Regions from separate parts of the Homo sapiens genome. Here region 1 is linked to region 2. Evidence: read pairs that join two places in POLR2A ChIA-PET (ENCODE). Cell type or tissue: CD4-positive, alpha-beta T cell. All regions are shown on one strand. Each heading gives the region's core, and the rest is flanking DNA. Links, peaks and the distances in the headings are about the cores only.

The links. Peaks named below come from ENCODE experiments on the same cell type or tissue, not always from the same donor. Only the 100,000 strongest peaks of a DNase experiment are listed, where the experiment ranks them.
Region 1: POLR2A ChIA-PET joins it to region 2 with 5 read pairs; 1 of 35 experiments calls an interaction of 5 or more read pairs at or near these places.

Annotation. Positions count from the first base shown.
Region 1 is chr22:24,029,828-24,045,717 of GRCh38, reverse strand. It overlaps CABIN1 (calcineurin binding protein 1), which reads right to left. Exons shown (of 37, transcript NM_012295.4): 2 at 10,198-10,274; 3 at 9,537-9,629; 4 at 7,257-7,370; 5 at 4,445-4,579; 6 at 2,634-2,814. The coding sequence starts at 10,200. Among named protein-coding and RNA genes, the nearest start is that of CABIN1, 26 kb to the right of the region's middle. In CD4-positive, alpha-beta T cell, for the core only: no CTCF peak of the experiment used is centred there; a DNase peak (open chromatin) is centred at 7,327; H3K27ac peaks cover 874 bases.
Region 2 is chr22:24,235,968-24,251,857 of GRCh38, reverse strand. GGT5 (gamma-glutamyltransferase 5) reads left to right here and starts at 6,776. Exons shown (of 12, transcript NM_004121.5): 1 at 6,776-7,305. The coding sequence starts at 7,133. It also overlaps the pseudogene GGTLC4P and the pseudogene POM121L9P. RefSeq lists enhancers at 1-277, 3,085-4,073, 6,884-7,439, 7,440-7,995, 8,430-8,479 and 1 more and silencers at 4,173-4,242, 3,983-4,277. In CD4-positive, alpha-beta T cell, for the core only: a CTCF peak has its summit at 8,768; a DNase peak (open chromatin) is centred at 8,937; H3K4me3 peaks cover 371 bases.

The DNA of each region.
Region 1 (15,890 bases), core at 5,453-10,452, 210 kb after region 2:
CATATTTTATTATAGCAGCATGAACTAACTAAGACAGAAAGTGGTACCAACAAGTGGGCTGCTGTTGTAACAAATACCTAAATATGTGGAAACAAATTTTTTTTTTTTTTGAGGCAGAGTCTCGCTCTGTCACCCAGGCTGGAGTGCAGTGGCACAATCATGGCTCATTGTAACCTCTAGCTCCTAGGTTCAGGTGATCCTTCCAAGTAGCTGGGACTACAGGTGTGCACCACCCCACCCAGTTAATGAAAAAAAAAAAAAAAGTATTTTTAAATGGGGTTTCACTATCTTGCCCAGGCTGTTCTTGAACTTCTGGGCTCAAGCGATCCTCCCATCTCAGCCTCCTAGAGTGTTGGGACTACAGGCATGCTACCTGTAGCTACCACACCTGGTGTTGGAAAGAGCTTTAGAACTGGGTATAAGCTTAAAGAGTTTCGAGGTGTACACTGGAAAAAGTGAATATTGGTATGTAAGGATTGTTAAAGGTGATACTGGGCTGGGCGCAGTGGCTCACGCCTATAAGCCCAGCACTTTGGGAGGCCAAGGCGGGCGGATCACGAGGTCAGGAGATCAAGAACATCCTGGCTAACACGGTGAAACCCTGTCTCTACTAAAAATAAAAAACAAAAAATTAGCCGGGCTTGGTGGTGGGTGCCTGTAGTCCCAGCTACTTTGGAGGCTGAGGCGGGAGAATGGCATGAACCTGGGAGGTGGACCTTGCGATAAGCCGAGATCGCACCACTGCACTCCAGCCTGGGTGACAGAGACTCCATCTCAAAAAAAAAAAAAAAAGGTGATTCTGATGAGGGCTCAGAAAGAAGAGAAGAGGTACAGAGACGGCTTCCATCTTACTAGAGAATAAATAATCATGTACAGAATGTTGGTAGAAATATAAACATCAAGGGCATTTCTGCTGAGATCTCAAATGGAAATAAGGAACATGCTATTGGACAATGAAGAAAAGGTGATCCTTGTTATAAAGTAGCAAAGCACTTGGCTGAATTACGTCTATGTTCTAGTGTTTGGTAGAAGGTAGAACTTGTGAGCAATAAAATTGGCTATTTTGCTGAGACTTCTAAGCAAAGTATTAAAGACATAGCCCAGTTCCTCCTGACTGCTTATAGTGAAATGCTAAAATAGAGAAAATAAGAGGGCATTGTTAAGCAAAAAGGAACCAGAACTTAAAAGATTTAGAAAATTCTGTCTATCCATATTGCAAAAATTGAGAAAGTTTGTTCTGAGAACACTATGAGTGTGACTGACCAACAATTTTCTTATAAGATCAGTGTGGGCATGAACCACAGATTTAATCAGGTATCTCAGAAGCCAGAAAGGTGGGATTATACTGGCAGAAACACTGCTAATGGGGACTAACGGGAACAGAAAAAAAATGAGAAAGAATGAAAGAAAGTCAAGAATATATGTTATCTTTCAAGGAAAGGGAAGAAGAACCCTCAAAGATGATTCAAAGATCATCTGAGCCGCCACTCCCATCACAGACCAAGAGGCTAGGGCTAGTTCCTTAAAGGGTGGGGCTACTTCTCCAGTTTGCATAGGCCAGGATGTCTCAACCTAGCATCTTAGGGGTAGAGCCCTTGCCCAGCCAAAAGGGTGGGGCTTGTCCCTCCACCCACGTACCATGAGGGTGATGTTGCCACCTCAGTGGGCATCAAGGGCGGAGCATCAGGTCAAAGAGAATTATTCCTGAGCCTCAGGACCTCAAATTTGCCTTGCTAAGTTTGCTAAGTTTTGGGACCCATCACACTTTCCTGCTTTCCTATTTCTCCCTGTTGGAATGGAAATGTTTGTCCTATATCTGTCCCACCATTATATTTTGGAAGCACATTAATTTATCTGTATTCACAAGTTTACAACTGGAGAGGAATTTTGTCTCAGGACAAATTGTACCTCAAGTCTTACCCACATCTGATTTAGATAATATTGATTTTTGTTTTGTTTTGTTTTTGAGACAGGGTCTCACTGTGTCACCCAGACAGGAATGCGATTGCACAACCTCGACTCACTGCAGCCTCGACCTCCCAGACTGAAGCAATCCTCCCACCTCAGCCTCCCAAGTAGCTGGGATGACAGTCACGCACCATCAAGTCCAGTTAATTTTTGTATTTTTTGAAGAGACAGGGTTTCACCATGTTGCCCAGGCTGGTCTCAAACTCCTGGGCTCAAGTGATCTGCCTGCCTTGGCCCCCTAAAGTGCTGGGATTACAGGCGTGAGCCAACATACCCAGACAATTTCTGCTGTTTTAGCCACCCAATCTATGGTATTTTTTTTTAATGGCAGCCCAAACAGACTAAGACACACAAAATGGGACAGTGCAGGGAGGAAATAAGATAGCCACTTCTGTCAAGCAAACAAAACCTTGCAAAGCAAAAAAAAAAAAAAAAAAAAAAAGTAAAATCATTCAGAAAACATGCTACTTTATTACTACAAGGCATTTAACAAATCAAGAAAGAGATGCAGAATAAAGCAGAAATCTAAGAACATTGCCATTCTCCCTGACAGTCTGGCAAACCCCTTCAGTGTTAACTTTGGCTTTCAGTTTACCCAAACTGCCTTTCCTCTGCTGTTCCAAAAACCACTGGCACATGGAAGAAAGCATCAAAGCATGACTCACTTGTGTAATCACTGAGGGTGTACAGGACAGTGATTAGGTTATCCAAACAGGGCCAGTGGTCAGGATTGCACCGCAGCCCTTCCTCAAAAGCATGGCGAGCCAGGGGGATCCGGATGAGCCTCAGGGCCACATGTCCAATCTTATACCAGAGGTTGACATCTGTGGAGTCCAGCATCACTGCCTGGAAGCGACACAAGCAGAGGGCAAACACACACACACACACACACACACACACACACACACACACACACACACACACACACACAGTCAGATCTCTCCTTGAATATGCACCCCGGGGACGGGAGGAGCACGGCACTGGCACAGCCACTTGAACTTCCCAGGGAAATGGCAAAAGTGCCATGACTATCTTATAACTGACAAGTAATGCCAGCTCATCTTTCCTGGAGTCGCACGTTTCCAAGATCTAGAGTGATAATGGCATATAAAAAGTTACAGGGACCAAGTTATTTAACTTAGAATTTTTTAAAAAAATTTTTCTTTTTTGAGACTGGGTCTCACTCTACTGCCCAGGCAAGAGTGCAGTGGTGTGATCATAGCTCACTGCATCCTCAAACTTCTGGGCTCAAGCAATCCTCTCACCTCAGCTCCATGAGTAGCTGAGGCTACAGAGGCACATCACCACACCTAGCTAATTTTCAATTTTTTTGTAGAGACACGGTCTTAGTATGTTATCCAGGCTTGTCTCAAACTCCTAGCCTCAAGTGATCCTCCTGCCTCAGTTTCCCCATTGTCTTGATATATTTTGTCAATCTGAATATCTGTATTCCTTACATATTTAATAAGTAAAAGGAGAAGAAAGAAAAGAAAATATGCCCAGGCCTGGTGGTTCACACCTGTAATCCCACTTTGGGAGGCTGAGGTGGGCAGAATGCTTGAGTCCAAGAGTTCGAGAGCAGCCTGGGTAACATGGCGAAACTCCATCTCTACTAAAAATACAAAAAGTTAGCTGGGTGTGGTGGTGGTGCATGCCTATAGTCCCAGCTACTTGGGGGCATGAGGTCGGAGGATCGTTTGAGCCTGGGAAGTCGAGGCTGCAGTGAGCCCTGATTGTGCCACTGCACTCCAGCATGGGCAACAGACTGAGACCCTGTCTTTAAAACAATTTGAAAAAATGAGAGTCTTATGGGATTCAAGAAAACTCATGTACTTTGAAGACAAACCTTGGTTCACATCCCTGCTGCAACACTGATTAGCAGAATGATCCTGAGCCTCCATTTCCTCATCACTAAAGTGAGGATAAAGACTCCTTCCTTGCAAGATGGCATGAGGATTAGTGTATGCGTAGGAAGCAAACAGCGCAGTGTCTGGTGCTTTAGAGGTGCCCAGAGACAGACTGATAGTAACATGAAATAACAGCAATACTATTATGACTGTAAGTATTAATATATTGAATGCTCAGTTTCAGACTTTGTTTTTGATACTATTATGCATACCAACTCATTTAACTTTCACAACTATGCTCTTCTTTATTATTACCACTATATTGGTGTAGACCTAGAGATACCAAGAGACTGAATAACTCACTCACAGCCACACGTGCACTGAGCAGCAAAGGAAGAATTCACATGCAGGCCTCTGCATCCAAGCATGTGCTCTGCCCCAGCCCCTGCTCTCCAGGCCTGGTCAGTACTAATTGTTATCACCTATGGACCTACCCTAGAGCCTTGGGTACTATAGCTTGGTGATCCACCACTACAAACTCTTCTTTTTGGCCCACAAGACCGCAACCTCATCCCCTCCACCAAGAGCTTTCAAAACACCAAGGTAGCTAAGCACTGCCAAAACCACACCTCTAAGTAGAACTCCATGGCTGTCTCCAGATCCTCCCGCTGGGCTGCCAGCTGGGCCAAGTTCTTATAAGTGGAATATTTCAGTATCAGCCCAGGGTGTTTCAACCCCTCTTTCTCATCACCGGATGAAACTGCCTGTGAACAAAACAGAACAGAAGTGACAACTAGACCTTGAAGCCTCAGCAAGCAGCCAGCAGGATACTTGGCTTCCAGGCTGGCCTCTGCTGCAGGCCCTTGAGCCAGTCTAGTGTTGTCCACCACTGGAAAATGAAGGCACTGCACCATGTGTTCTTATAAGACCACTCCTACTCCAAGCGCACAGAGAAGAACAGACCACCCTGAGGTATTAATAGTTTGCAGAGAGTCTGGGCATCCAACAGAGAGAAACTGCCCCACCACTACTGCCATGCCTGAGGGTTCAAGCCTAGCGAATAACATTTACAGCATAGGTAGACCCAGTCAGCAGCTCCAGGTATAAGATAAAAGACAAAGTATCAGCAGGCTGCCTGGGGGCAGAAGGCCTAGAGCTTCACTGCAGGCACTCCAGGATTAGGAATCAAGAGACTGAGCTCCCAACTCTATAACTCATCACATGAGCATAGACAATTGCTAATTTAACTAAAACGTTAGTGTCTGACCTCTGTAATTAAGAAAAATAATTCCTACCCTAAATAGCAAAAGTTAAAGTGAGCTGAAAGACCATCAGAATTGCAAATATGCTTAATATGAAAAGTTATTTCATTACAGCTTTAATGACCTTATATTCTAAGAAACTGCTGATTAGAAAACTATTGCTCCAACCACAGGACAAAGACTAAAACATTTTCTAACAGAAAAACTCACGGGCACCAAGAAGCTCTTTCCTGGGGCAGGTGGCTTCCACACATTGCTCTTCATGTTCTGAACAGGTAAGATCTGAAGACATGCCACCCTCAGGAAGCATCCCTTGACTAATCCAAGAATCTACCTACCTTGGAGGTCTTAAGGAACTTCTTTAAGACTGAGAAGCTCAAATGAAGCCCCATTCAGTTATCTTCTACCGTCATCTGACTTATCATACAAAAAGGCCCCCAAGAACCAGCTGACCAGGGCTGGATCCCAGCTACCTCTGTCCCTCCAGGTACAGAACTCTTCAAAGAATAGTGGGAACAAATTTACAGAGACTAAGTGAGTCTACTTCGAACTAAACAATCAGCAATACACATGGACATGCACATAACAGTGGATGCTTTTAACTAACCTCCACCTAACAGACTACCTACATTCAGCACCACTCTCCATCCACCCTGAAAGGCTTGCCCGAGCAAGTCCCTCTAGGACACCCACCAGTCAGGGTGAATGCTTCTTAGGAGTCAGCTGGGGTCCAGGGCCTATCTATGCCAATCTTCTGCAAAACTGTAATTATGTAATTAACATTAAGTATGCCAATGCAATATGAGTGTAAAAAGAAACTGTTCTATGTATTTTCTGTACTTCTCCATTGTTTACAATGAGCATGTTGTCCCTTTTAAGGCTGAAACAACCTTTTAAGGCTGAAAGTGATACACTGTGCACAGAAAGATGCACACACCTACAACTAAAAGGCTGACACATGACCGTGCCCTTAGGTAAAAGGTTTCTGCCTAGCAACTGTTGGATGCTGGGCCCACCTGGCATTCCACCACGTCCTGAGAGGGAAGACCAACATGCCCACCAACTGGTCCATAACCAAAGCTCAGTAAACATGGAATAAACTAATTTTCCCTCTCTGGGTCCTCACCCACTTCCTACTAACAGGAGAGGAGGAGGTCACAAGTCCCATACCACTAATTCCAAAGCACTGTAACCAGTAACCAAAGAATCTTGACAAGCTATATAATTAGGAATACAAAGAAAAACCGTGGGTGAGAGAAGGAACAGATGCTTTCTTCTCACAATTAAAACTCAGTATTCTATCTCATCGGCAGCAAAAACCATCAAGGTTTTTGCTTGAGTCATAAGTGTCTGCATGCCTAGCACTACAGGAGACTCTGCTCAACTCAAGGACTGTGCAGTCCAGTAAATACCCATGGAGCTTATCTGCTTCCTTAATGCACATCATCTGCATGTTTGGGCGAAAACAAACATGAAAACTTGAAAACAAACGCCTTTCCTCCTAATGAAATATACACCTTCCTAAATCAATTTCAGGTTGGGACCAATTCCCAAACCTCCAGTCGACATCTCCAGTCAACTCGAGGATTAACTCACTCACCACTACCACAGTCCCCATGCTGGGACCAGGTCTTGCTCTGCCTGCCCCTCTCTACTGTAACCAGTGTCCCCAGTCCTTCTGACTATATTCAAAATTGCATGGCATGTCTATACAGACTTCCCAAGCTCATGGTCTTTTACTCAAATGGCATTTGCTAAAATGTGCTGCCAGTAGGATCATTAGGTATCAGCAAACCATGGACTCCAAACCTGGTTCGAATGCTTCACTTACTTGGATGGCTTTGAGCCATCAAGACCTCACTAAGCCTCAGTTTCCACATTTGTAAAACCCAGCTACTGGGCAGAGTGGTTGTGAAGATTAAGTAATAACGATAGCTGGCCTTTAACAAGCACTTACACCAGGAATCATTTTACATGCTTCACTGGATTTACTCAACCCTCATAAAAACTCAATGAGGCAGATACCTAGAGGTGGGGAAATAGGGGCAGAGAGGTGAAATAATGTTTTCAAGGTTCCCCAGCCAAGAAATGGGAGAGCAGAGGTAAGGCCCAGAGTACCCAGCCCCACAGCCCATGCACTAACCACCACGGCACACTGCCTGGCCTGCTGATGCCTCACCTCCCGCAGCAGGCTCGCCTCCAAGAGCTCATGGTAGGCTTTGGCAGACTCCTCAAACCGGTCATGTTTCTGCAGATCAAGGGCCTTGTGGTACAATGCAAAAGCCTCTGCTTCCTGCAAATCAAGACAAGAGATGTTTTCATACAGCATAAAGATCTGTCTTTTTTAAGCCAAAAATGTGTGTAAGGCGGGGCTACAGTCAGAGGAACCAACCATGTGATTAGATAGCTGGAACTTTCAGCTCCCCCACCTCCCAACTTCCAGGAAGGGAAGAGAGGCTGGAGATTGAGCTGATCACCAATGATTTAATCAATCATGCCTATGTGATGGAATCTCTGTTTAAAAACCCTAAAGGGCAGGGTTCAGAAAGCTGCTAAGTTGGTGAACAACATCAAGGTGCTGGGAGGGTGCCGCACCTGGAGAGGGCACGGAAGCTCTGTGAATCCACCCCATACCTTGCCATAAATATCTCCTCCACTTGGCTGTTCCTGAGTTGTATCCTTCATAATAAATTGGTAAATGTAAAGTGTTTTTCTAAGTCCTGTGAGTCATTCTAGCAAATTATCAAATCTAAAAGGGGTAGGGGGTGAGAATCCCTGATTTTACAGACCGGCTGGACAGAAGTGTAGGTATCCTGGCACTCAACGCTTGCAACTGGCATCTGAAGTGAGGGCAGTTTTGTGGGATGAGCTGTTAGTGCTGTGGAGTCTGACACTAACTCTGTGTAGCTAGTGTCAGAATTGAATTGTAGGACACCCAGTTGGTATATGGAGAGTTGGAGAATTGGTATGGGGGGAAAATACCCCAAACATATGATATCAGAAGGGTTGTGAGTAAAATGTTCAGTGTGAATGGTTTCCATTGCAGGCCAGGCACAGTGGCTCACATCTGTAATCCCAGCACTTTAGGAAACCAAGGTGTGAACCGAGGAGTTCATGGCCAACCTGGGCCACATAGAGAGACCCCTGTCTCTACAAAAAAATTTAAAAATCAGCTGAGCATGGTGGCCTGGTGTCTGTAGTCCTAAACTACTCAGGAGGCTGAGACAGGAAGACTGCTTGAGCCCAGGAGTTAGAGGTTACAATGAGCTGTGACCATGCCACTACACTCCAGCCTGGGTAACAGAGTGAGACCCTATCTCTTAAATAAACAAACAAAAGCTGGTTTCCATTGTTTTCTTTTCTTTTTTTTTTTTTTTTTTTGAGACGGGGTCTCACTCTGTCGCCCAGGCTGGAGTGCAGTGGCATGATCTCAGCTCGCTGCAACCTCTGCCTTCCAGGCTCAAGCTATTGTCCTGCCTTAGCCTCCCTAGTAGCTGGGACTACAGACATGCACCACCACGCCCAGCTAATTTTTATACTTTGAGTAGAGACGGGGTTTCACCATGTTGGCCAGGCTGGTCTCGAACTCCTGACCTCAAGTGATCCACTCACCTCAGCCTCCCAAAGTGCTGGGATTACAGGCATGAGCCACCGCACCCGGCCTGGTTTCCATGTTTTTCTACTCACCACTCTGCCATAGCCTGATCATTGCCTGGGGAGGATGACAATCTCCTGTGGGAGGGAGGGGGCACTGGGTAGGTTGAGCCTCACTGACATGCCTTGCAGACTAGGGACAGGTGACTAGTAGACTTCTGAGACAGCTCTGGAACTGTCCTGATTTCTACCATAAAATGCAGCGGGGTGGAAGGGAAGGCATATGTTTATTTCAGGGAAAACAAAGGCAGGAGCAAACTCTTATTACACTAGGATAGGAGAAGGGTATGGAGATGAATGGATGGAAAGAAGAAGGCTGAAATGGAAGAGATGCCAGGCCTCATGGGAAAGAGGAGTGACCAACAATCTAGGGAGTTGAGGTTGGACCTGGCTCCCTCACTGACCTGGAGGGTGATCCCAGTCTAGGCTGCTCCCCTCAAGAGTCTCATCACACTGTAAAGTGAGGGCAATACACTAGGGAACCTCGAAACACCATCTACCATTAATATTCTACCATTCCCTGGGTATCCCAACTCCTGAGGGCTGCACAAAGAATGGGGTGCATGGAAGTAGGCCTGGGGGCTGAGCTGGCCTTCACATACACTGATAGAATAAATATAATTTCTCCTCTATATGATCGTCTGCTAAGTAAAACAGGTTTAACAGGAGATGGAGAGCTAGCCATCTTTCAAAATGGAATTTCCCCCTAAAGCCCCACTGAGGAGATGCCTAAATGTATTTAAAATGAGGTTCCCTCTATAGAAATGAGAAGGTCCACCTACAGAGAAGACCTCGCATTACGTACCTGAGCCTCCTTTGTCTGGGTTTTGTGACTTTTAAAGCTTCCTTCATGATCATCCTCAATGGTGGAGCTGGCATTTAAGGCTGCAATTCGAATCTAGAAACAGGGGTTTGGTGGAAGAGACAAGTTGCTTTGAGATGTCACTCATCTCTTCAAATACCCACAGATGAATACAATTCTGCTCCAGCATATGATCTATTCTACCTTGAAAAGCTATGACCTTCTCAGATGTGGGGAATGAACAAAAAAATCATCCTCTAAAGAAAAAAAAAAAGAAGGGCGGGGGGTGGGGGGCCGAGGGGGGAGGGTTATGCCAATCTGTGCAGAAAGTATGTCCTGGGTACTGTCCACTGCAAAAGCAACAGACACTGGGGACACCCCAGCAACAGCTCAACACAGTAGAAGACCCAGGTAATGGAACAACAGATTTCAACAAAACATGTTAACTTTATGTCTTTCCAGCAACTGTGACAAGGTCCTGCAAGCCGCTTCAACCACCAGGCAAGCAATCTCACACCCTCAAAGGTGCCAACAGCCTTCCTGGGAGGAAGGCTACTCCATAATAAGAGCCTTCAGAATCTAACAGGAAAATGCCCCTCGCCCCCAGGAGTAACGTAACAAAAGAACACTGAGGTCCGCAAAATAGGCAGGCATCAGTCCTTACCATATTCAGAGAGATTCAGCACTGCCACGAGCATCACTTCTCATCACTGGCAAAGGTTGCCCCAGTCCACAACTCTCCTAGAAAGGAAATAGGACAAACTGAGACAAGGCCTATGAAGAGCCAGGAAGGTCACAGTGCCAAGGTCCACCAGGAACCAGTCCTTCCCTGAGCTCTATGCAGACAGGCCAGTGAAGAGCTGCCTTGGGACAGCGGTGTGGTCTAACACACAAGGAGCTCCTTGGTCCCTTACGATAGCATTCATCATTTCCTGGCAATGCATCAGGTGCCAGGCACACAAAAGAGTGAGAACAATCCTTGCCCCCAGGGATCACTGCTAGCAGAGGTAACAAGCCTATTATTTTTTTCAAAACCTGAATGATACGAAAAGAAACACAGGCAACATCTAAAGGCAGCAAAGAACAATTCAAAGCGATTAAGGAAGGCAAAGGAGTAAGTTACTGCATCAAGCCTTGAAGAATGGAATACACTGCAGTGGAAGACAGTGAAGCAAAGAGGCAGGGAGAGCGAGGTGTGATGGGAAAACTAGAAGACAAGGCCTTAGAGCAGGGATGTGAATGGAGGATGGAAAGGTAGTTGAGGGCCAAGTGACAACACAGAGGCCATGAACTTTACCTGTAGGCAACAGGGAATCAATGGGTGTTTTAGGGAGAACAAAATGTTTTGCCTATGTTTTAGAAAGATAATAGAAAAATAATTAGAGATAGGCAGACTAGTCTGAAGGCTGCAAAAGATGACAGGATTGGCAAAGATGTGGAGATTTAGAATCTCATGCATTGTTGCTGGGAATGTAAACTGGTGCAACCCTTGCGGAAAACAGTCTGCTAGTTCCTCAAAATGTTAAACAGAGCTAGCATATGACCAGGGAATTCCACTCCTATGTGTATCTACCCAAAAGAAATGAAAACATGTCCACGCCAAAACTTGTTCATGAATGTTCACAGAGGCATTATTTCTAAAAGCTAAAAGGTGGAAATAACCTAAATGTCCACCAACTGATGAATGGATAAATAAAATGAAGTATGTCCATATAAAGGGGTATTTATTATTCAATCATAAAAAGGAATAAATTTCTGATACATGCTACAACACAGAAGAACCTTGAAAACATTATGCTAAATGAAAGAAGTCATATACAAAATAGCATGTATCTTCTGGCTCCAATTATATGAAATGTCCAGAATATGCAAATCTATAGAGATAGAAAATAGTTTAGTGCAGGGGTCCCCAGCCCCCAGGCCACAGACCAGTACTGGTCCATGGGCTGTTAGGAACTGGGTCACAGAACAGGAGATGAGCGGCAGGTGAGCAAGCATTACTGCCTGAACTCTGCCTCCTGTCGGATTAGCAGCAGCATTAGATTCTCATAGGAGCACAAACCCTATTGTGAACTGTGCATGCGAGGGATCTCGGTTGTGCATTCCTTATGAGAATCTAACTAATGCCTGATGATGTGAAGTGAAAGTTTCATCCAGAAATTATCCCTGCCCTCTGCCTCTGGTCCGTGGAAAAATTGTCTTCCAAGAAACCAGTCCCTGGTGCCAAATGGATGGGAACCGCTGGTTTAGTGGGCTTGGAGAGAAGGACAACTGGGGAGCAACTACCAAGGGGTTTAGGGTTTCTTTCTGGGATGACAAAAATGTTCTAAAACTGATTGTGGTGGTGGTTACACAACTCTGTTAATATACTAAAAACCACTGAATTTGTACACTTTAGGGGAAACTACATGGCATGTAAATTACAAAGCTCTTATTTTTAAAAAGATGCCAGGATCCCAGATGGACCCGTGACAGCAGGGATGAAGGGGAATCCCACTAGGAGGTAGACTCACAGGACCTGACACCTGGGAGGCTGGCCCGAGGAACTGGGATGGGGATATGGACACTACCAAATACGTCAGGGAGGGCAGGAGGAGGACCCATTAAAAGTCCTAGCTGAGAGGCTGGCAGAAGGGGCTGGAAGGGCCCAGCAGGCAGTGGGATAAGCCTCAAACAGACAGATTGAACATGTGCTCCACTTTTATCAATTAAAATAACTGCTAGGGGCTGGACACAGTGGCTCATGTAATCCCAGCACTTGTGGAGGCTGAGGCGGAAGGACTGCTTGAGCCCAGGAGTTTGAGACCAGCCTGGGCAATAAGGTGAGACCCTGTCTCTATTAAAAATAATAATAAAATAAATTTAAAATGACTGCCACTGTCACCAGTGCTTACAGCAATGACTTCTAGCACAGGCTTTCACAATAGGCTCTGAGTTCTCTTAAGGGTTCATGCAAGGAAGGAAGTACTTTCTCACAGACAAAGAAGACTCAAACCTTTCCTAGACTGATAGCTGTTTTATCTCCTGGGTTCCACATTTAGAAAAAAAAGAATACTGCTAATCAAAAGTTTGGAAACTGCAGTTTTTGTGTTTGTTTTTGTTTCTTTGAGACGGAGTCTCTCCCTGTTGCCTAGGCTGGAGTGCAGTGGCGCGATCTCGGCTCACTGCAACCTCCACCTCCCGGGTTCAAGTGATTCTCCTGCCTCAGCCTCCTGAGTAGCTGGGACTACAGGTATCTGCCACCACGCCTGGCTAATTTTTTGTATTTTTAGTAGAGACAGGGTTTCACCATGTTGGCCAGGCTGGTCTCGAATTCCTGACCTCAGGTGATCCACCCACCTCGGCCTTCCAAAGTGCTGGGATTACAGGCATGGAATTACAGTGAGCCACCATGCCTGGCCAGAAACTGCAACTTTATCATAAGCTATGCCAAAATGGACACTGGGACCACTATACAATATGAAAAAAAGTAGAAACTATAGCATTAAAACCCTCCATCTAGGCTGTTATCAAAGCAAAATAAAGCCAGAAAATAACAAGTATTGATGAGGACCTGGAGAAACTGGAGTCTTTGTACATTCCTGGTGAGAATGTAAAATGGTGCAGCTACTATGGAAAAAGGTATGGCAGTTCCTCAGAAAATTAAGTACAGAATTACTACATGACCCAGAAATTCCACATCTGGCTATATACACAAAATAAATGAAAGCAGGGACTTGAACAGACACTTGTACACTCATGTTCATAGCAGCATTATCACAATAGCCAAAAGGTAAGAAGCAACCCAAGTGTCCAACAACAGATGAATGAACAAAATGTGGTGTATACATACAACAGAATACTATTCAAACTTAACAAGGCAGGAAACTCTAGCACATGCTACAACATGAAATAAACTTTAAAAACTACACTAAGTAAAATAAGCCAGACACAAAAGAACAAATATTATATGATTCCACTTATAGGTGGAAAATAGAATAGGAAAATTCATACAGACAGAAAGTAGAATGGTGGTTGCCAGAGAGGGAGAGGGCAATAGAGAGTTACTGTTTAATGGGTATAGCATTTCAACTTTTCAAGATGAAGAGAGTTTTGGAGATGGATGGTGGTGATGGTAACACAACAATGTGAATGTACATAATGCCACTGAGCTGTACACTTAAAAAGTGGGTAAAATGGTAAATTTTGTTTCCATATTTTACCATTTCTTTAAATATCCAGAAGTAAACAATCAATAGAATAGTTTCCAATTAGGAACAAAGTTGAACTTGTTTTCAAAATACAAAGACATTACTCCAAATAAAGTCTCAGATAGGCTCTGGTCATCCTCAAGGCAGGCCGACAGCCCATGGCCAGACCTGCAGCTCAAGCCACACCCTGATGACTCCCAGTAAGCAGAACTTATAGCCCCAGGGGCCAGCTATGGAGCCCACTGGAGATTAGAAGAAGTGGGAGAGCCTCTCAAACCCCCACTTCACAGCCACTCTCTGCTGCTCACCCACTGGGCTCTGTGCACTGAATCCGAAAACACCTCTAATCCCACTGAGCATCACATAGCCTCCGTCTGAACTGCTGCCTTCACTTACAGAGCAGTCACTCAGGAACTACCCATTGGTCGATTTTTTTTCACCACTATCTTACTGTAAAAATCAGCTGTCCTACCTAGACCTGGGGTTGTAAGAAGGAAAAATGGAAAGGACACTGGATTTGGAATAGGAAGATTTTAGAGTGTGGCTGAGTTGTGTCTCAGATACTTGACTCCCTGATCCTTTACAACCCTTGGTGTCCTTGTATATAAAATGGCGACAATAGCTTGACTAGCGTGGAGCTCCTCTGACCAGAGACCAGCAGACTTAGCTGGGATTCCCCATGTCACACCCACACTGACTTTTCTCCTGCCCCCTGCCACCCCACAGAGGCAGGAGAAAAATCAGAGAGTGGCACTTATGCCAAGACACAGGCCTCTCAACCCACTTTCTGCAGGACACGTGCTAGCTCTAAGTCATGGCAAGTCTTCCTAGATGCCAACTGGATCCTCCTAGGGAAAAACAAGGGAGGGGCCCATTAATGGCTGAAGGATCAGGTCTCTGTGTGGCGGTGGCAGGGTCCATGTGCATGGGTGGGAGAACATCAATACAGCCATCATGCCAAGGCCAACCTATTCCACAAGGAAGAAAGCTCATCTGCTTCCTAAGTAATGTCTCAAAGGAACGCATCCAACCACTACCAGAATGGTGCCAGGTGTGCCTGTGCCTTCCTCTGGGGCATATGCTTCTTTGTCTCCAGGACTATGGTAGGTGCAAGTCCAATCGCAGAGCTGACAGGAGATGGCCTCTCAGGACAGATGAATGACTAAATAACTAGGCAAGTTGGAGAAAAAAAACAGTGAGGAACCCCAGAGTGGGGTGTCTGGCCCCATATGCTGTCTGAGTCCCTGCCCCAGCCCAATCCCTCCCACCTCCTCCATAAAGAAGGCACCTGGATTCCCTGAAGCAACAGCTCCCTGAGTACCATGATCAGCAGAACCCAAACACCCTGAAAACAGTCCACAGTGTAGGAGAACAAATACAAATTTCAGGCTTCCTAATTATTTTCAAAATTGTTCTATGTTAAAACTCAAGTCAACTCTCCCCACTAAAAGGGCACCTGTGCTGGCTTTAACATAATCTAAAAACAGCAGCACTTGGCACCTCTCCAAATCTCCAGTCCATCCTAGACATTTACAAAGCACATTCACATTATCTCACTTGAATTTAATGCAGCCTTACAAAATAGGCATTATCATCCCCATTTTCCAGATTAGGAAACCAAGGCTTAGGGAGACTAGCTGACCTGCCCAAAGTCATAATGCTAAAAAGAGACAAAAATAGGACTCAAAGCCCAGTACTCTTTCTAGCACAGCAAAAAGTGACAGCAAAGAGTCTCCTGCCTGCCCCTGGACATGCACAGCTGTGAGCTATTATGCTTCAGCTAAGAGCCACAACTGATGCCCTGCAAGAGCTCCGAACAGGTTTGCTGATGGCCATAGAATAAATTGTATTTGCTCAGGCTGTTGGGCCATCACTTATGCATCATCAACATCACTCCATAAAGCAGAAAACAAAATTTCCAATTCTCTAATAAAAGTACCAGCAAAAAGCTATTCAATGCCCAAGTATTACATGCTAATCAAAAACTCACAAAGACCAGCTCCCATTTTATAGGGAGGTACCTCAGGCTTGCCACGTTAGGTGATTTGCCTCAGGCTGCCCAGCTGGTGGGCAGCAGAACCCAAGTTTTAAGCTGGGCACTGCTTTTCAATGTGTCTCCTGGGCACAGACACATACTGAACTGAGGCATACTTGTAGGTATACAGTT
Region 2 (15,890 bases), core at 6,010-11,009:
TTGTCTTGACACCACTGATGTCAAGTGTCCGGGTGCTTGTAGGATGGCCTGCCACTCAGTCCACGGGCAGGAGCAACGGGGAGATCCCACAGGCAAAGTGAACTGGGGGATGGGCTGAACGGGCTCCAGGCAACTGAGCCCTACTGGCAGGTCCTCGGCCTGGGCCCGAACAGGAAGGAGGGGCACAGAGTGCCCAGGTAACCGCTCCTGGGAGCAGTGGGGAACCGTCGGTTGCTTGAACTCTCGAGAGCTGGGCTCTGAGCGTCCTCGTCCAGCCGCCAACTCCGCCAAAGGCTAAGCCAGCAGTTTCTTCTGTTGCCGGGCAACGCGCCTTTTAAACCTGAGGGAGTGGGCGCGTGAGCACATCACGGCGCCCGTGACAGAGCGAGCTTAACGGATTAATAAGCGCAGCCAGGTACCCGCGCGAGGCACTTGCTGGCAATGGCGGGAGGCGGACGTGGGGGGTCATGCAATAGGTACTGGAAGGAGAGAGGCGGGCACAAAGGTTGCGGGAGGAACAGGTGCCCACAATGGTGGCAGATCTGCCCGTGGATCACTGAAGATTCCTGCTCTCCTGCTGAGGTGGAGATTGCAGTGAGCTGAGATCGCACCATTGCACTCCAGCCTGGGCAACAAGTGCAAAACTCAGTCTCCAGATAAAAAAAAGAAAAAGAAAAAAAAGAGGCCGGGCGTGGTGGCTTATGCCTATAATCCTAGCACTTTGGGAGGTCGGGGCAGACGGATCACGAGATCAGGAGTTGGAGACCAGCCTGGCCAACATAGTGAAACCCCGTCTCTAGTAAAAATACAAATTTAGTCAGACATGGTGGCACGCGCCTGTAGTCCCAGCTGCTCCGGCGGCTGAGACAGGAGAATCACTTGAACCCGGGGGCGGGCGGGGAAGGGATTGTGATGCGCCGAGATCGCGCCACTGCACTCCAGCCTGGGCAACAGAGCCAGACTCTCTCTCTTTTTTTTTTTTTTTTTTTGAGATGGAGTCTCCCTCTATCGCCCAGGCTGGATTCCAGTGGCCTGATCTCAGCTCACCGCAAGCTCCGCCTACCGGGTTCACGCCATTCTCCTGCCTCAGCCTCTGGAGTAGTTGGGACTGCAGGCGCCCGCCACCACACCCGGCTAATGTTTTGTATTTTTAGTAGAGACGGGGTTTCACCGTGTTAGCCAGGATGATCTCCATCTCCTGACGTCGTGATCCCCCTCCCAAAGTGCTGGGATTACAGGCGTGAGCCACCGCGCCCGGTGTTGAAACTCCCTTGAGGCATTTTCTTCGGCCTTCGGGTCCATCCTCTGTCTCCTCCTTGACCTCCTCATCTCCTCCTCGCCACTGCCTTGGGGACCTTGGCCAGGCTCATGGCATCCAGCAGCCACTCAATGTCAATACCTCCATGTTCATCTCTCAGCCCGCCCTTGCCCGTGAACCCATGCTTATTTATTTATTTTTTTATACGTGCACCCATGCTCTTCAGGTCTGATGAAGTATCCAGAATCAAGCTCCTGACCATCCCCAAACCTGCCCTTTCTGCAGGGTTTACCTCGCTAGTCGGCACCATCCTTGATTCTTCTCTTTCTCCCACCCAGGCCATCATCTCTTGCCTGGTTGATACCCACAGCCTCCCCTTTGGGCTTTATCCTTATCCCCGTCATAGCTGCCAGAGGGACCCTGTGAAAACACTCCCCAGCCTGCTCATTCCTCTGCCCTAAGCCTGCATGGCACAGAGCAAAAGCCAGTTGTTATGGGACCTAGGAGGTCTTGTGGGATGGGCCCCAGCCTGCATCTTCATCCTCTTCTCCCCACCCCACTCCATTCACTCTTTGCCTATCGCTCACCAGCCTATACCACCTGCCTCAGGGCCTTTGCACTGACCATTTAGGCCACATTCCAGGCTCTTTTCACACGTTGCCTCCTCTGAGAAGCCCTCCCTGACCACTCTGCCCATACCTCATGCCTCTTGATTCCCCTTACCTGGCTTGTGGTTTCAGCACTTTCCCTGTGTGTGTTTGTTTTTCTTGGCATGAGGGCAGGACCTAAGTGTCTGTTCCCTGTTGATTCCCCAGTGCCAGGCATGCAGTGCAAACTCTAGAAATATTTTTTGCATGAAGGAATGAGTGATTGAATGCAGCAAGGGTCTGGAGGCTGAGGACCAGGCAGACAGACATTCAGAGTTGCTGGAACGCGACAGAGACAGGGAGTCAGACTGGTCTTGCAAGATCCTGGGCCTGCCCTTGGGTCCTGGGGAGCCACGGAAGGTTGTGGGTGCCAGAGGGTTGTGATCAGAGCCACAGTCAGGGGCCTTTTGAGACCTGTGCCCCCTCCCCACCCTCCCTCCCCACCTCCTCAGGCCAGCTCTGGGGTCTCGGCAGGTGGTCCGCAACATGACCTCTGAGTTCTTCGCTGCCCAGCTCCGGGCCCAGATCTCTGACGACACCACTCACCCGATCTCCTACTACAAGCCCGAGTTCTACACGCCAGTTGATGGGGGCACTGCTCACCTGTCTGTCGTCGCAGAAGACGGCAGTGCTGTGTCCACCACCAGCACCATCAACCTCTAGTAGGGGCTGCTGGGCCGCCTGGGTGGGAAAGGGCCAGGGGCGGGTGGCCCAGGGACTGCCCACTTATCCAGTAAGGTGGCTCCGTCACCTCTTTTCCTGGTGGGAAACTGAGGCCCAACCTTGGTAGCTTATCCTGGGCCTCTCAGTGAGTATGTTTGAGCCTCAGTGGGTGGATAGGGACCAGGCTGGGCCAGGCAAGGTCGGGCACTGTCTGACCTGGCTGGGCGGTAGCTTTGGCTCCAAGGTCCGCTCCCCGGTCAGCGGGATCCTGTTCAATGATGAAATGGACGACTTCAGCTCTCCCAACATCACCAACGAGTTTGGGGTGCCCCCTCACCTGCCAATTTCATCCAGCCAGGTATGGGGTGGAGGTCCGGGGGTGGGGGACTGGGGTGGAGAGGGGCGGGTGTCCTGGGCAGGCAGCTGACGGGCATCCCTGTCTTCTCCCATCGGCCATAGGGAAGCAGCCGCTCTCGTCCATGTGCCCGACGATCATGGTGGGCCAGGACGGCCAGGTCCGGATGGTTGTGGGAGCTGCTGGGGGCACACAGATCACCACAGCCACTGCACTGATATGTGTCACAGCTTTTCTCCCTGGCCGTGCCCACCCTGCACAGCCCCCAAGCCACGCTGATCACACTCCCATGCCCCAGGCCATCATCTACAACCTCTGGTTCGGCTATGACGTGAAGCGGGCCGTGGAGGAGCCCCGGCTGCACAACCAGCTTCTGCCCAACGTCACGACAGTGGAGAGAAACATTGACCAGGTGGGCCGGGGGTTGGAGAAACTGAGTCACGGTGTGGGGCCCCAGGGCATCCTGGGCTGGAGGCCTGGATCATCACAGAGTGGACAATGGTTGGTGTCCTCTCTCTAGTGCCTGGGCCATCTGGAGCCCCTGTGACATGAAGGCCAAACCCCCTGCTCCAGTGAGACCCAGCAGGCCCCAACCTGCTCTTCCTGATGACCTGGCCCGAAATGGCACCACCTGGGCTGAGGCCTGTGACCACACAGATGTGGTTCAGGTGGCATCTGGAGCCTTGCTCAGGCTTCCCCTCTCCTCCCACCCCCAGGCAGTGACTGCAGCCCTGGAGACCCGGCACCATCACACCCAGATCGCATCCACTTTCATCGCTGTGGTGCAAGCCATCGTCCACACGGCTGGTGGCTGGGCAGCTGCCTCGGACTCCAGGAAAGGCGGGGAGCCTGCTGGCTACTGAGTGCTCCAGGCGGACAAGGCTGACAAGCAATCTAGGGACAAGATACTCACTAGGACCAGGAAGGGGACTCTGGGGGACCGGCTTCCCCTGTGAGCAGCAGAGCAGCACAATAAATGAGGCACTGGAGAGGCGGGATTCGGAGATCTTCACGCTGCGGTCGCTGGAACTAGCCTCAGCATCTTCAGCATGGGGAAAGCCAGGCACGTGGCTGGGGGCCAGGGGAAGGTCCATGCCAAGCCCTGCCCCTTCCCACCCTGATCCCTCAGACTTGGGGCCAGGCCCTCCCTTCCCTGGGCTGGGCAGCAACACCACCTAGGACCAGCCACCAGAGGGTGCAGCGACCCCGGCCCTTTCTTAGGCAGAGAGTGGCCAGCTGATGCCGGGAACCCGGGTGCCTTCTCAGACCCGTAGGCGTCCAGCTCACCCTGCCGAGGACATGGGAGGTGAAGCTGAGGTCTGAGGAGTGGGGATTGGGCAAGAGGCTGGAGGAAAACATCTCAGTCAGAGCCAAGCCCCTGGGGGGTTTCCAAGTTTAAGCCCAGAGTGAAACCCAAGCTTGTGATCCTCTCCAGAGGGAGGCCTGGTTCTCAGGGAACAGCAAACTGGAAGAGGTCCCCAGATCCCAGGGATCAGGGCTTGGACCAGCCGGGGATGCAGCCCAGAGGGAGTGGGTTTGGAAGGGAACAACTAGACACAGCAGCCTTCACCATCAGCAGCCCCTCCAGGCCTCCCTCGGGGCCTGCTCCCTCCTCCAGGCACAGTTCCAACACCTGGGGCAGGATTCTGGGAAAGGCTGGTGGAGATAGGCTGGTGAGGGGTGGTGGTCACAGCCCAGCACCAGGGGCACTCTGGATATCACCAGGGGCACTCTGGCCAGGGCCCAGGTGAGGCCAGGTCGGGGCTATCCTTCAGGAGCCCCGAAAACCTGGTGATACCAAAGGGCCCACAAACAGGGTTTTGTGCCTGCAGAGTAGAGTACCACCGGTTCTGAGCCCTGGAGGGCTGTGTCTCTGGGGCTCCCAGTTGAGTGATGTACGAGTCACTCCTCAATCCTTATTTTATTTATTTAATTTAAAAAATTATTTAAACAAATAGAGATGGGGTCTCACTATGTTGACCAGGCTGGACTTAAACTCCTGACTTCAAGCAGTCCCCCCATCTCAGTCTCCCAAAGTGCTAGGATTACAGGGGTGAGCCACTGCACCCGGCCTCAATCCTTATTTCGGCCTGAGAGGAAAGGCCGTGGCCCCATTTGCAGGGGAGAAGACTGAAGCTGGAGGGGCAGGCCTTGCTCTGGGTTGCACAGCAGGAAGAGAAGTGGGAGCTGGCCACGAGGCTTCCTGGACCCGACACGCTGGTGGGGTACACCCTGGTTCTCCAGGTCCCGTGGGGCTCAGCCCAGGACTACCTCGGGGGGTGAGGGACTTAAATCCTCTCCTTCATTCTCATCGCCCCTTCCCCCATCATTTCCTGAGGAAGGACATTCAGGGACCTTCCTGGCTGTGCCTCGGGTCAGGACCAGAATGACACCCATTCCTTTCCCTGGGCCTTTGCTCAGGCGGTCCCTGCACCCTGGCCTCTGCCTGACCAGGATGGTGGGGAGAGGAGGGGGGACGTCCCCCACGCTGCTGTCTCCACTGTTCCTGCTGCCCAGGCCTCTGAGCTTCCAGGACTGCAGCGGGTGGGTGGGTGGGCTGGCCTAAGCCCAGGAATGCACTTCAGCTCCTGGTTGAGCAATGTCACTGAGGCTTGGGAGTCGGGTGGGGGCGGGAGGAGGCATCCACAGGCCCCCCACCGCGAGAGGCAGCCGTGGGAACAGCCTGCCTCTAAACAATCATTCCAGTCCAGGCTGACCAGGGGCTCTGGCTGGACATAGGGGCCTGGCAGGCTGTGTGGCCTGTAAGGACACAGTCTGTCTCTGTGCCTCAGTTTCTCTGCTGCCCAGATGGGGGGGCCCGGCTTCCAGGTGTAGACATCTGGAGCAGGCAGTGTTCAGCTGGGGAGGAAGCGGGGAGGACTGTGGGGGCCACGTGGGAAGAAGTCCAGCCCACATCACCTGCACCCCTGCTGAGCCTGGTCAACAGAGCCCCTCAGTGGGTCCTCACTCTCCTGGCTGCCTCCCATTTAGGCACCCTGAGGCCTGGGGAGAACAGAGCCAGGCCAGTGTCCCTAGAGAGGCTGCGCTGCCAGCACAGTAATAGCGGATTTGGATTCAGGGAAGCAGACCCGCAGCTAGGGTGGGAAAGAGCTACAGGCAGGGCGTGGCCTCCACACAGCCTCCCTCCCTGGAGGTCCATGCTGCATTTCCAGGACAGCAAGTCCTGGACAAATGGTCCCGGATGCCAAGGGCTAGAGGCATGGTCTGTCTGCATTCCCCACATGGGCGTCTTGTAGTCACCAGCATTTGATGCTGTCAAGTCCCCCTGTCCTCTGTGCAGACTGGGAAGCCCTTGGCCACCCTGGGGAGTTGTGGGACCCAGGCCAGGCTGCAGAAGCATAAGGACTTGAACCCAAGTTTTAAGTGACACCACCTTGTGTCCCCCTCCCTCTGCCTCTGTTCAGCTCCACCTTGATGCTGACTAGGCTGGGCCATGAGGAGAGGGTTAGGGGATAGAGATGGGAGCTGGGGAGCAGGGCTCCACTCTGGGAGGGGGGCAGCCTTGCCGGATCCAGGGGAGAGAGTTGAGCGGCCCCAGCTCTGCTTTCCCAGAGCTGCCGGGAACCCGGGGAATGGTGTGGAGGTTCCAGGGAGCCCTGCCCCTACCTGGCAACCGCAGTGCAGCAGGCACCAAGTTCTCCTGCACATTGCGACAGTGTGACCCTGGGCTCTGGCGGGCGGTAGGTGGGGCCTTTGGACCTACTAGCAGTGAGGGAGTTAACACAGCAGCTGACTCCTCTAGGCAAGGAAAACTCCCCTCAGACGCTTTGCTGCCTGGCCTCCTGCCAGCAACAAGCAGGAGCTGAAAACCAGAAGTTGAGGCGTGAGTTTGGCCACTCCGTAGTGTGCACTTGGTGAGGGCAGCAGCTCGCCACAGCTGCCAGCCATCTGTCCATTCACCCATCTGTCCATCTGGCAGCCCGCTGTTCAGACCTGTCTGTCTGTCCGCCCATCTGTAAGCCCATCTCTGTCCCATTGTCTATCTGACCATCTTTCTCTTACTGTCCTCTTTGTCTAGCTATCTGGCCTATCTGTCGATCCATCTTCGTGTCTGTCTTCAGCCCCCACCTGTTTGTCCATCTGTCCAATTACCTGTGACTCTGTGCATCTTCTTGTCCATTCATCTGCCCACCCATCCGTCCCTCCGTCTGCCCACCAGCCGCCCCTCTCCTCCTGGGCTGCAGAGCCATGGCCCGGGGCTACGGGGCCACGGTCAGCCTAGTCCTGCTGGGTCTGGGGCTGGCGCTGGCTGTCATTGTGCTGGCTGTGGTCCTCTCTCGACACCAGGCCCCATGTGGCCCCCAGGCCTTTGCCCACGCTGCTGTTGCCGCCGACTCCAAGGTCTGCTCGGATATTGGACGGTGAGTGAGACGTGGGAGGAAGCTGGGTGGCCCTTGGCAGCCAGCCCCTCCTGGAGAAGGCGTGTGTGTGTGTGTGTGTGTGAGTGAATGTATGTGTGGGTGTGTGTGTGAGTGTCTGGGTATGTGTGATTGCATGCATGTGTGGGTGTGTGTGAGTGTATGTGAGTGTGAGTGTGGGGAGTGTGGGTGTGTGTGAATGTGTGTGATTGTGTGTGGGTATGTGTATGTGTGGGTGGGTGTGTGTGTGTGTGTGTGTGCACGTGCACTGGCCCAGGAAGCAGGAGCCGTGTGTGTGTGGGCTTCAGCACCTGCAGGTCTTGGGCGCAAGGAGGCAGCCTCAGGGCCCTTGCACAGAACAGGTGGCAGGGTGTGCTCGTGGGGCAGATGGGGACTTGGGGACAATGGTGGTGTGTGAGTCCACGCCTGGCTCCAGGATTCAGGAGGCCCATTTGCATATCCCAGGTGGGAACCTGTCTGGCCCCGCCTGACCCTGCTGGCCGGTGCAGGCCCCTTCAGTGAGGCCAATTCTCCAAGGCTGCGGTCTTCTCCCAGGGTCATGGGTGAAGGGGTTTGGAGGCTCCCTGCGTGGGTACTGGCCTGCTGGGGTACACACAATGCTGCCATAGCCAGTCTGCCCCAACACCCAGCCTGGGGCCACATCTCGGGTCTCTCAGTCCTGAGGAGCCCGGTGCCCCACCCCTCACATCCTCTCTCCCTGAGTCAGGGCCTGGGTCTCGTGAGCTGAGTGACTGATACTTGGTGTCCTGGATGAGGGCGTGGTGGAGAGGGGCCACAGCGGGTGTTTCCTGACCCTCTTCCAGGAAGCCCAGCCCAAGGGAGGCCTCCGCTGCTGCTGCTGCAGAGGACACATACAGGATGCCCCTTCCTGCTCCCTGCCTCCCACTGGGCCCACAAAAGCCAGGGCAAGCCTCCCCTCCCTGCCAGCCACCTGGTCTGCTTCCCAGAAGTTCTGTCTTGCAGGCTGTTGGGAGGATCCCAGTGCTTTGTAAATTAAAGCAAGGGAGGAGTGGCTGCTCTCTCTCTCTGTTCATTCATTCACCTTTTCATTCATTCCTTCTTCCCTCCATTCCCCCATCTGTCCATCCTTCCCTGCCCTGATTTCTCATGCCACCCCCCGCCCCTCCTGACCTGGTCCTTTGGTTTCTCTTCAGGTCTTTCTGTCTCCTCCCACAGGGCTGAGAATGGCAGCTCAGGGACAAGTCGGGGCTGGGGACTGCTTAGTCTCCCCAGTGGCTCTCAGGGGATTTGAGGGATTGACGCCAGCCGCCACCCCAGGCTGTGCCCCTCCTCTGCTCAGGAGGACATTCAGGATGCGACACCCACTTAAACTCGAAGTTGCAAAGATGCAAATGAGACTGGAGTCTCAGGCACCAGAGACCACCCGTGGGCATGTGGCCTTTGGGAGTGGGGACCTGCTGCCACAAATTTCTAGGTGGAGTCTGGACCTGCTGGGTCTCCCTGAGTGACTGTCTGGGGGTCTCCATAGCGTGCCCTGCTGTGTGCGTGACGGTCACTGGTTGGGTAGGGGTCTCTACTCTAAAGCTCCCTCTGCTGGCATCCCCTCAAACTGTCCCTTGAAGAGAGAGGATGTGGTTTGCCCCAGTGTTTTGTCAAACAACTCTCTCCACTTCCTGTCTTAAGAAGCTGGGAGTGGAAGAGAGCCTGGGGCTGGCCCCAGCTGCTGCTGCGGAACAGGGGTCATTGGACACTGGGACCCTGGCCGGACTGGCTGGGGGGCCTCAGGAAGAGGCCTGCTGCAGCGTCATCCTGGCCAAGATCCCTCCTTGCAGAGGCCCCTGGCCACACTGCCACAGGGTCTGCTGGGGCCACCAGAAGCCCATGCTCCTGACTCCATCATCTCTCCCCTCTGTGCTCACCTCTCACCAGGAGGCCCTCCCAGAGTCCAGTCTCCTGCTCTTTTTTCTGTTTTGTTTTTGAGATGCTGTTTCGCTCTGTCACCAGGCTGGAGTGCAGTGGCATGATCTCGGCTCGCTGCAACCTCTGCCTCCTTGGTTCAAATGATTCTCCTGCCTCAGCCTCCTGAGTAGCTGGGACTACAGGTGCTAGCCACCACGCCCAGCTAATTTTTGTATTTTTAGTAGAGATGGGGTTTCACCATGTTAGCCAGGATGGTCTCCAACTCTAGACCTCGTGCTTTGCCCACCTCCGCCTCCCAAAGTGCTGGGATTACAGGAGTGAGTCACGGCACCCAGCCCCATCTCCTACTCTTTCAGCACTAGGTTTTATTCTTGGGATTCTGCTACAGCCGGAGCCCCTGGGTGCAAGCTCCTAAGCTTTCTGTGAGTGTGGACCCAGCACCGTGCCTAGTAGACATACAAAAGGAGCATGGTGACAGTGAGGTCTGTTATCTCCAGCATAATGACTGTTTTGATCCTTGTAAAAAAGGTGATTTTTGGCTGGGTGTGGTGGCTCACACCTGTGATCCCAGCACTTTGGGAGGCTGAGGCGGGTGGATCATTTAAGGTCAGGAGTTGGAGACCAGCCTGGGCAACATGGTGAAACCACGTCTCTACTAAAAATACAAAAATTAGCTGGGCATGGTAGCGGGTGCCTGTAATCCCAGCTACTTGGGAGGCTGAGACAGGAGAATCACTTGAACCCAGGAGGCAAAGGTTGCAGTAAGCCAAGATTGCACCACTGCACTCCAGCCTGGGTGACAGAGCAAGACTTGGTCTCAGGAAAAAAAAAAAAAGAAAGAAAGAAAAGTTTATATTTTTGTTCTAATGGTTATCTTAATATCTTCATTCTATAATTATATGTTTTATATAATTATAATAGCTATATAAGATATAATACCCCTAGTATGTTGTTTTTTGGATATTCTACTCGTTCCTGATGGTTAATTTATGTGTCAACTTGGCTAAGCTCTGGTGCCCCGTTGTTTGGTCAAATACTTGTCAATATCTTGCTGGGAGGTTATTTCATAGATGTGATTAACACTGACAGTCAGTTGACTTTAGGTAAAACAGATTACCCACCATAATATGGGTGGGCCACCTCCAATCAGTTGAAGGCCGTAAGAACAAAAACTGAGGTTTCCCAGAGAAGCAGGAATTCTGCTTCAACACTATAACACACAAACCCTGCCTGAGTTTCTGGCCTGCTGACTGCTCTACAGATGTTAGGTTCCAGACTTCGAGATCAACTCTTACCTGAATTTATAGCCTGCTGGCTTGCCCTACAGATTTTAAACTTGCCAGTCCCCAAAATCATGTGAGCCAATTCCTAAATAAATCTCTATGTATAACCTATTGGTTTAGTTTCTCTAAAAAAACTTCTATATCCAGTTTCCTGGATGTTAAGTAATACTGAAACTAGCTAGTAACCTCGTGTTTTTTTTTTTTTTTTTTTTTGAGATGGAGTTTTGTTCTTGTTGCACAGGCTGGAGTACAATAGCACGATCTTGGCTCACCGCAACCTCCACCTCCTGGGTTCAAGCGATTCTCCTGCCTCAGCCTCCTGAGTAGCTGGGATTACAGGCATGCGCCACCACACCTGGCTAATTTTGTATTTTTGGTAGAGACAGGGTTTCTCCATGTGGGTCAGGCTGGTCTCAAACTCCCGACCTCAGGTGATCTGCCCGCTTTGGCCTCCCAAAGTGCTGGGATTACAGGCATGAACTACTGCACCCGTCTCCTAGTAATTTCTTCTTTTCCATGATGTGTCTCTTATCTCTAATAATACTTTTCTTCTTAAAGTCTACTTCATTAAAAATAGTTATGCTGGGCATGGTGGCTCATGCCTGTAATTGGCACTTTGGGAGGTCAAGGTGAGTGGGTCGCTGAAGCCCAGGAGTTCAAGACCAGCCTGGGCAACATGGTGAGACAAAAAGTACAAAAATTAGCTGGGTGTGGCTAATATAATTCTAAGTTGGCACACTTGTAGTCCCAGCTACTTGGGAGGCTGAGCGGGGAGAATCGCATGATGCTAGAAGGGAGAGATTGCTGTGAGCCAAGATCACGTCGCTGCACTCCGGCCTGGGAGACAGAGTGAGGCTCTATCTCAAAAAAAAAAAAAAAGTTATACAGCTTTCTTGGTTAGTGCATGCATGATATATTTTTCATTATTTTCCACCTTTCTGTATCCTTACATAAAAGGCATTGGGTTTTACTTTATTTCCAATTACTTTAATTTTTATTGATTGTCCTTTTAAAAGTAGGTGATGATTTATTTGGGTTGAAACCCACCACCAACTTGTTTTCCATGCCTATTCTGTTTCTTCTTATCTCCTTTCACATCTTGTTTTGCATTTATTATTTTTATTATTCAATTTCCTTTTTCTCTATTAGTTTCCTAACTGTGCAGTCTTGGGGTTATTTTAAAAGATGACAGTAGATTATTTTAGAGCTTACAACATGCATCCTTCACTTATCAAAGTCTAACATGAGCTAGTACTTTTTTTTGTTTATTTGTTTTTTCTTGAGATAGAGGGAGTCTTGCTCTGCTGCCCAGGCTGGAGTGCAGTGGAGCAATCTTGGTTCACTGCAACCTCCACCTCTTGGGTTCAAGCAATTCTCCTGTCTCAGTCTCCTGAGTAGCTGGGACCACTGGTGTGCACCACTATGCCCGGCTAATTTTTGTATTCTTTTTTAGTAGAGACAGGGTTTCACCATGTTGGCCAGGCTGGTCTTGAACTCCTCACCTTAAGAGATCTGCTTACCTCGGCGTCCTAAAGTGTTGGGATTACAGGCGTGAGCCACCACGCCCAGCCTATGAGTTAGTACTTCTATCCTCTTCCTAGTCAGTAGAAGAACCTTGGAACAGGAACTAAATTTACCCCCAGTGACTTATATGCTAATATTTTTGTGTATTTTAAATATATGTGTGTGCATAGATGTATCTGTGTGTTTTTTGTGTTTTTATTCTTATTTATGTTGAGAGTGTAGAGCTATGTAAGAGTAAAGAGAATTGTGTAATGAAGCCCCGAGTATCCATTCAATTTCAACAACAATCTTATGGCCAAGCTCATTTCATGTATACTCTTTCCTGCTTCCCTCTACCCTACATTATTTCAGTGCAAATCCCAGATATATAACTTTACCCATACATATTTCAGTATGTTTTATTTTAAGCCCCACAAGATATCATTTTCTATACTACTATAATTTTATACCAATAACGTTCATTTAGATTTACCCACACGTTTACCTCTTCTGTTACCCTTTTTTTTTTGAGACAGAGTCTCGCTCTGTCGCCCAGGCTGGAGTGCAGTGGCACAATCTCGGCTCACTGCAAGCTCTGCCTCCTGGGTTCACGCCATTCTCCTGCTTCAGCCTCCCGAGTAGCTGGGACTACAGTCACCCGCCACCACGCCTGGCTAATTTTTTGTATTTTTTAGTAGAGACGGGTTTCACTGTGTTAGCCAGGATGGTCTCGATCTCCTAACCTCATGATACACCCGCCTCGGCCTCCCAAAGTGCTGGGATTACAGGCGTGAGCCACCACGCCTGGCCACCCTTTATTTTTATTTATAAAAATATCTTTGGGAAAAAATATCTTTGGGCACATGGTCAAGGATCTCCTGAGGACTGTGTCATGGGCTATATATATATTATATATATATATATATATTATATAATATATATTATATATATAATATATATAATATATATATATATAAAATATATAATATATATTATATATATTATATATATAATATATATAATATATATATATAAATATATATATATATATATAATATATTATATATATATAAATATATAATATATATTATATATATATATATATATTCCATATATATACACACACATATATATATATTCCACTTTCACTTTTTTTTTTTTTTTGAGACGGTGTCTTGCTCTGTCGCCCAGGCTGGAGTATAGTGGCGTGATCTCAGCTCACTGCAACTTCTGCCTCCCGGGTTCAAGTGATTCTCCTGTCTCAGCCACCTGAGTAGCTGGGATTCCAGGCATGAGCCACCACGCCTGGCTAATTTTTGTATTTTTTTTTTTTGAGATGGGGTCTCACTGTGTCGCCCAGGCTGAAGTGCAATGGCACGATATCTGCTCACTGCAACCTCCACCTCCCTGGTTCAAGCAGTTCCCCTGCCTCAGTCTCCCAAGTAGCTGGGATTACAACAGGCGCATGACACCATGCCCTGCTAATTTTTTTGTATTTGTAGTAGAGACAGAGTTTCACCATATTCGCCAGACTGGTCTCAAACTCCTGACCTCAAGCAATTTGCCTGCCTTGGCCTCCCAAAGTGCTGAGATTACAGGCGTGAGTCACCGCGCCTGGCCTTTTTTTTTTTTTTTTTTTGAGACGGAGCCTCACTCTGTCCCCCAGGCTGGGGTGTGGTGGGAAGATCTCGGCTTCCTGCAACCTCCACCTGCTGGGTTCAAATGTTTCTTGTGCCTCAGCCTCCCAAGTAGATGGGATTACAGGTGCCCACAACCACACCTGGCTAATTTTTGTATTTTTGGTAGAGATGGGGTTTTAACCACGTTGGCCAGGCTGGTCTCGAACTCCTGACCTCAGGTGACCTACCCACCTTGGCCTTCCAAAGTGATGGGATTACAGGCGTGAGCCACCACTCCCAGCCTCCATTTTTAATAGATGACAGTTCTTTGATAAAATTCTTATTTCTTTATATCCTTGAATATAGATACAAAGTACTTATTTTAAAGTACATGGTCTGCCAATTTCATAATCTGGAGATCCTATGGACCTTTTTAAAAGTTGTCTGTGCTTTCTCATGAGCTTTGTTCCTGCTGTCTTATTTCCTTGTTTGCTTGGTTGTTTTTAATTTGGCACTGGAGAGTATGTATAAAAATTGTTAGAGGCCGGGTGCGGTGGCTCACGCTTGTAATCCCAGCACTTTGGGAGGCCAAGGCAGGCAGATCACGAGGTCAGGAGTACAAGACCAGCCTGGCCAACACAGTGAAACCCTGTCTCTACTGAAAATACAAAAATTAGCTCTGCGTGATGGCTGGTGGCTGTAATCCCAGCTACTTGGGAGGCTGAGACAGGAGAATTGCTTGAACCCAGGAGGTGAAGGTTGCAGTGAGCCGAGATCGAGGCACTGCACTCCAGCCTGGACAACAGAGTGAGATGCTGTCTCAAATAAATAAATAAATAAATATAAAATAATTTGAGGCCTAGGGATCTGAAATTCTGGGATCTCCTTTATGCATTTGAGTGACTGAGATGATTTGAAGCTGGATCCAGTGCTCCTGAGGGCTGCTCTATTTCTAGTTGACTCCTAGAGTAAGAAACCTGCACCCCACGTGTGGGGCATTATGGCATCCCCTCCCTCAGCACATGAGTAGGTCAACAGCACTGCTCTAGACCAGGTGTGGTGGCTCACGCCTATAGTCCCAGCTACTCAGGAGACTGAGGCAGGAGGATTGCTTCAGGCCAAGAATTTGAGACCAGCCAGAGCAATATATTAGGTTGGTACAAAAGTAATTGCGGTTTTTGCCATTAAAAGTAATGGTGACCCTGTCTCAGAAAAATAAAAAGCAAAAAAAAAAAAAAAAAGAGAGAAAAGAAAAAAAGAATCCCTGATCTATTTCTCAGCCTCCTCTTCAGGATTGGCCGTCACCTTGAGGGGAATGCTGGCCTTGCCTGTCTCCAGCCCTGTACTTCTCTGCCTCCTATGCCTTTAAGCACATGTTTTCTATTTGCTGGGCTTTTCTAGTTCTCTGAGGGAAGTGTGGTCTGAATTACAGTCTCCCATTACCAGGAAGTCTGATTTACGTTTAACAGATTTTTTTTTTTTTTTTGAGATGGAGTCTCTCTCCGTTGCCCAGGCTGGAGTGCAGTGGTACAACCTTGGCTCACTGCAAGCTCCGACTTCCAGGTTCACACCATTCTCCTGCCTCAGCCTCCTGAGTAGCTGGGACTACAGGCACCCGCCACCATGCCCAGCTAATTTTTTGTATTTTTAATAGAGATGGGGTTTCACCGTGTTAGCCAGGATGGTCTCAATCTCCTGACCTCATGATCTGCCTGCCTGGGCCTCCCAAAGTGCTGGGATTACAGGCATGAGCCACCGCGCCCGGCCTTAACAGATTATTTTTTTAAAATGTAAGGGAGCAAGGCCAACGCTGGGGCCTGGGTAGGAGGCCATTGCAATAACCCAGCTGAGAGAGGTTGGTGGCTTGGACCAGTGTGGTGGAGATGGAGGTAGAACCTGCATCCAGAGTCACTGGTGGGTTGGATGTGGGGAAGGAAGAAAGTGACCAATCCAGGATGGCTCCAGGGTGTAGGCGCTGAGCAAAAGGGGGAGTGGTTGTGTCAATTTCTAAGACAACGAGGACTAGGAGAGGAGCCATTTCGCAGGGACGGTTGGAAGGAAAATCAAAAGTACAGTTTAGGTCATGGTATGTTTGAAATGTTTCTTAGACACCCAGAGTGGGTACCTTGTGCATAGCTGGGTATAAGTGTCTCGAGTGTAGGGAGAGGACTGGCGGAGTTAAAGTCGGGGAGTTACCATCACACAGGTTGCATCTCATGCCATGAGCCTGGATGGACTCACCCAGGGAGAAGATATAGATGCACAAGGACCATGGACCAAG